2 separate regions of the Homo sapiens genome follow, and region 2 is linked to region 1. Evidence: read pairs that join two places in POLR2A ChIA-PET (ENCODE). Cell type or tissue: K562. All regions are shown on one strand. Links, peaks and the distances in the headings refer to the core of each region. The heading gives the core; the rest is flanking DNA.

What was found. Peaks named below come from ENCODE experiments on the same cell type or tissue, not always from the same donor. Only the 100,000 strongest peaks of a DNase experiment are listed, where the experiment ranks them.
Region 2: POLR2A ChIA-PET joins it to region 1 with 5 read pairs; 1 of 35 experiments calls an interaction of 5 or more read pairs at or near these places.

Annotation. Positions count from the first base shown.
Region 1 is chr1:42,156,729-42,159,632 of GRCh38, forward strand. No RefSeq gene overlaps it. Among named protein-coding and RNA genes, the nearest start is that of GUCA2B, 4.8 kb to the left of the region's middle. In K562, for the core only: a CTCF peak has its summit at 1,071; a DNase peak (open chromatin) is centred at 1,097; H3K27me3 peaks cover 670 bases.
Region 2 is chr1:41,495,315-41,498,218 of GRCh38, forward strand. No RefSeq gene overlaps it. Among named protein-coding and RNA genes, the nearest start is that of EDN2, 12 kb to the left of the region's middle. RefSeq lists an enhancer at 841-1,389 and silencers at 913-1,102, 1,243-1,292. In K562, for the core only: a CTCF peak has its summit at 434 (motif pointing left); DNase peaks (open chromatin) are centred at 447 and 1,087; H3K4me3 peaks cover 800 bases.

The DNA.
Region 1 (2,904 bases), core at 119-2,618:
CTTTGGGAGGTCAAGGTGGGAGGATCACTGAGGTCGGGAGTTTAAGACCAGCCTGGCCAACATGGCGAAACCCCGTCTTTACTAAATACAAAAATTAGCCAGACGTGTAATCGCAGCTACTCAGGAGGCTGAGGCAAGAGAATCACTTGAGCCCAGGAGGCGGATGTTGCAGTGAGCCGAGATTGCAGCACTGCACTCCATCCTGGGTGACAAGAACAAGACCCTGTCTCAGAAAAAAAATGAAAAAAAAATAAAAATAATTATTATTATTATAATTATAACAGCCAATGTTTATTGAGCATTCACTCTATCCCAGGCACTATCCTACTCACTTGGCACTCATGGTAACTCATGGAGTCCTCACAACAGACCGATGAAGCAGATACTGTTATTATCACCCCACCCAGTCTAAGAAGAGTCAGGTACAGAGAGAAAAACTAAGCCCAGATCATAGACCAAGCAAAATGACAAGACAGGGCACTTCCCAGGACATGTGGGCCAGGGTCCATGCTCTGACCACCATATTACTCCCTTGCTCCAGCGGATGATGCCTCATGGGGACCCAGTGCAGCCTCCACATCCTTGCAGCCAACCTCAGTGCCTTTATTCAGGCTGGGAGCCATGCTGGGAACTTCTGGGAGCAGGGCCTTTCCAGAGTGGGGTCCCCCAAAGCCTTGGTCCTGGACAGCCGCGGAGGAGCAAAGTTGGAGGCCAAGAGGCTGTGCCATCTGAACTCAGCTCCCGAAGACCCGGGTGCATGCCCAAGACAGCAGCTTAGTTCTGCTCATGAGTCCTGCAATCTCCCAGACTACAGGTTCCTCCTTGCCGTCACCCCACAGGCAAGGCTGGTGAAGGGCCTTTGCAATGCCTCCTGCAGTTCTCTGGGCCCCTACTTCTCACCCCTCCATCCTCACTCACTGGGGCCTTTATCACTACCTTTGGGCCAGGCCAGACCTTCCTTCCTGGCCCTGCGTCCTGTGGGCCCTCCATGCCCACCATGCCAGAGGAGCACCGCAGCACAACTCTGATGGTGCCCCTACTCCTCCATGGCTCCACACTGCCACCTACCAAGTCTAACCAGAGCTCGTGCACTAGCTAGATCTAGACTTATCTCCCACTGCTTCCTGCAGCTACGCTGGCTTCCCACCTGCCTGCTGGAGACAGCAAAGAGAAGTGCTGCTGTCTGAGTCCTGCCATGTGCCAGCCACACGGCTGTGCTGCTGCCCAGAAGCAGTGATGATACCAGCATCAACGAGCTGCTCTCTGTGGGCCTGGCGGAGCTTCTTCTTTTCCTTCTTCTTTGTTTACCATCTCCCCACTTCCTCCCAAACCCCAACCCCTGGTAACCACTATTCTACTCTACTTCTATGAGTTCAACTTTTTTAGATTCCACATTTCAGTGAGATCAAGTAGGATTTGTCTTTCTGTGCCTGGGTTATTTCACTTAGTGTAATGTCCCCCAGTTTCATCCACTTCGTCACCCACAACAGGATTTTTTCTTTTTTAAGGCTGAATAGTATTTCATTGTGTATATATATCACATTTCCTTGATCCATGCATTTGTTGATGGATGCCTTGGTTGATTCTATATCTTGACTATTGTGAATCATGCTGAAATAGATATGAGACTGTAGATATTTCTTTGATATACTGATTTCGCATTTTTGGCTATATGCCCAGAAGTGGGATTGCTGGATTGTATGGCATTTCTAGTTTTAATTTTTTGAGGAAACTTCATACTGTTTTCCATAATGGCTATGCTAAATTATCTTTCCACCAACAGTGTGTGAGGGTTCCATTTTCTCCACACCCTTGCCAACACTTGTTATCTTTTCTTTTTGCTAGTGTGTGTGTGTGTGTGTGTGTGTGTGTGTGTGTGTGTGTGTGTGTATTTATTTATTTATTTATTTGAGATGGGATTTTGCTATGTTGCCCAGGTCGGTCTCAAACTCCCTTGCTCAAGTGATCCTCCCGTCTCAGCCTCTCAAGTAGCTAGGATTACATACAGGTGGGTGCCCCCATACCCAGCAAGCATCTTTTTTTTTCTTTTTTGACAAAAGTCCTTCTTACAGATGTGAGGTGATATCTCATCATGATTTTAATTTGCATTTCCCTGTTGATTAGTGATGTTGAGCACCTTCTCATATACCTCCTTGCCTTTTGTATGTCTTCTTTTGAAAAATGTCACCGGGCGCAGTGGCCCACCACTGTAATCCCAGCACTTTGGGAGGCCGAGGCAGGTAGATCACCTTAGGTCAGGAGCTCTAGACCAGCCTGACCAACATGGTGAAACCCCATCTCTACTAAAAATACAAAAATTAGCTGGGCATGGTGGCACATGCCTGTAATCCCAGCTACTCGGGAGGCTGAGGCAGGAGAATCGCTTGAACTCAGGAGGCGGAAGTTGCAGTGAGCCAAGATCACGTCACTGCACTCCAGCCTGGGTGGCAGAGCAAGACTCCGTCTCAAAAAAAAAAAAAAAGAGAAATGTCTATTCAGTTGCTTTGCCTGTTTTTAAATTGGGTTGTTTTCTTGCTATTGAGTTGTTTGAATTCTGTATGGATTTCGGATATTAATCCACTAGCATATGTTTCATTTGAAATATTTTGTCTCATTCTATAGATTCTTTTCATTCCTTACCTGTGCAGAAGCAGTTTAATTTGCTGCACTCCTTTTTGTCTATTTTTGGTTTTGTTGCCTGTGGTTTTGGGATCATAGGCGAGAAATCTTTGCCAAGACCAATGTCAAGAAGTTTTCCTCTATGTTTCCTCTGGTACATTTTTTGTTGTTGTTGTTACTTTGTTTTGTTTTGGGTTTTGGTGTTTGTTTGTTTGTTTTTGGCAGGGTCTCACTGTGTTGTGTAGGCTGGCCTCAAATTCCTGGGCTCCAGTGATCCTCTTGCCT
Region 2 (2,904 bases), core at 133-2,632, 660 kb before region 1:
TCTGAGAACAAGGCCATCTGCTGGCTGCCTCATTCCTGCAAACTCAGGGTCAGAGGACCTCTGATGAGCCCAGCACCCCACAGCTCCAAAGAACTCCACGGTCTCTGAAACCAGGCTGCAAGGGCGAAAGGGGAAAGGCTGGCAGAGACATCCTGGGCAGGGCCCCTCCCACTACCTCATTTTCCAGCTCTGACAAGTGCTTACCCTGTGGGGGACAGGCAGCTCACAGCTCGGAAGTCGCCTGGCTGCCCTAAGGAGGCCCATCCCAGTATGGCCCTGCCCGGCGGGGCTTAGCTCGCCCTTCTCTATACTTTGGTGTTGCCCGTATCACCGGAGGGTGCTGGGGACGCAGGTTTGTTAAACCCTTTCCCTCTTCCTTCCACCAGACAGTAATACTTGGATCCTCACTTGTGATTTTCCCAACAACCCCTGGGGGGCCCCCTTCTGCCGGCACCTACTTGATGGGTAAGAGAATGGAGGCTTAGAAAGGGACGCATCCCGGAGCCCCACGGACCAGTCTCAACCACCAAAGGGCAGGGAGCCTGGAACCCTGCGGGCCACAGGCTGCGCAGCTCACTTGAGGGGACACATGTAGATTCTGAAACCTTACAGCCCGGGTTCAAATCCTTGCTCTGCAGCTGACTAGCACCTCACCTCAAGCAAGTCAGTGTCCATGTCTCATTCCCTGCCTGGAACCGCCTTGTGCCTCAGTTTCCACATCTAAAATGGTGATGCTAATAGCACCTTCCTCGGGGTAGGTGTGCGACTTAGGTGAGATAACTCATACCAAGTCCTTACAGCCGTGCCTGGCAAATGCCCCCTCGGCAGATGGAGAAAATGAGGCTGAAAGAGAAGAGGGGCCCCCCGGCAGGGATTCGCCCCCCGCCACGGGCCCCACGGCCGGGCGGTTCCTGCAGCTGCCTCTCCCTCTCCGACGTGTTTGGGAAATCCTCGGGCTGGGGGCCCGAGCGCGAGCAGCCGCGGCGGACCTGCAGGCGGCGGCGCTCGGCCCGCCCTCGCCTCCCGACCAATTTTGGGCAAAGCAGGGGCGGCGGCGCGCTACGTGCCGGCCATGAGTCAGCGCGCAGGAATGCGCAGGACGCTTTGTTCCCTGCGCGGCGGACGAACGTGCTGGGACCGGGGCGCGGCGGGGCCTGACACGACCGCACGGGCAGTACGGCCACGTGCGCCCCCAACCCCACCTCCGAACCGCAGGGCCACCCGCGCCTCGCCTTCCCCTGGGGCCCGGACCCCTGCGGGGGCCCTGAAAGCCCAGCCCGGACTCCAGCAGTCCCCGGGGAGCTCCGGCACCCTCCCTAAGCCTCGGGCCGGGGGGGTCTGGTCTGAGTGGTCCTGGCCGCCCAAGCCCCTGGGTGGCTCGCAAAGAATCAGCAACTGCGGGGAGGGCTGCCCAGGAGGAGGGGGGGAGCTGCCCCAGAAAGACTGGTGGGAGGCACGGAGACCTCGAGCGGCCACAGCAAGACCTGACGCTGCCCTGGGGAGGCCGTGTGGGGCCCGTCACCCCTTCTCCACATGGAGGCTGGTGTGGGAAGGAAGCGGGGGCTGGGTCCCCCAAGTCCTGCCTCCAGCTTGCGGGGTGTTTCCCTGAAGCCACTCCCCTCTCTGGGCCTGGGCCTGTCCAGTGGGAAATGGGATGACCCTGGCAGTCTTGCTCTTCCCCAGAGTCCTGGGCTGTGTAACGAGGTCTCCAGCCCAAAAGTGCTTTGGAAAGGAGTGTAACCACCTTGAGAAGTCTTGGCAAACTCCAGATGGCCACGCAGAGGGCCTTTTGCGGGTGCCAGGCTATGTCTGGATCTGACCGGTAACGCTGAGTGCTGGGCATTGCTGCTGTGGAAATGCAGGTGCAGAGGGGGTGACGTCATCTGCCCCCAGCCACGGGAGGACTGGCAGGGCAGTTAGAGCCCCAGGGCAGTTTGACTGGGCACCCCTTCTCCTGGATGGGTGAAGACCCTTCTCCTGGGGAATGGCGGGGTGGCTCCCACAGCTGCTGGACGCTGCCGACCGTCAGCCCTGGCAGAGGGAGTGGGGAGTCTTGAGGCTCCACTGCGGGCTGCTCTGAGAGGGTGCGGAAGCTGCTGGAGTCGGGGTCCCTCCTGCCCTGTGTGGCCTTGGGCACCACTTGCCTTTTGGGTACTCCTGTGACTGCTCTATCTTCACAGGAGGAATTCCATTTTAGCTTCCCCATCCCTGGTGGGGGGCAGCGACTAAATGGCCAAGTCTGAGCTTAGGACGGGAGGTTCCTCGGAATGGGATTTTTTTTTTTTTTTTTTTTTTTTTTTAGAGACTGGGTCTCGCTCTGTCACCCAGGCTGCTGAAGTGCAGTGGTGCTATCATGAATCACGCAGCCTCTAACTCTTGGGCTCAAGCGATTGGATGGAATTTTTTAATGCTGTCTTCCTTCCCCCTCATCTGCAAGATCCCTAACACCAGGGCATAGCAGCCCACAGTTCTGCCCAGCAAACAGGGCTGGAGCATGGGGGTCCCAGCTGGCCTGGGGGCCCTTTGCAGGAAGCCACCTTTGTCACCCTTGGCCTCAGGGACTCCGCAATTGAGCAGGTCCTCACTGGGGTCCTTGCCAGCCCCTGGGACTCAGTGTATTCTGGAACTCTCTGGCTTCTGTCCCTCTTAGGCCACATGTTCTATATGGGGGACATGGATGTCCTCTAAAGAGGATGACCTGTCTTTACACCAGGTCCTATCTTTCATGGCCTTGTTCATACCTTCATGTCTGTCCTCTCTTGGTACCCTGACCTGGTCTCCACCCAGCCTCAGCTGGCCCCCTGTGACTGGCACTGGTAGAAGAGGCTGAAGCCCCCCCGCCCCTCCCTCCCCGTAACCATTGGCTCTGCCTGACTCCTCCCTGTGTGGTGGTCTTACCCATAG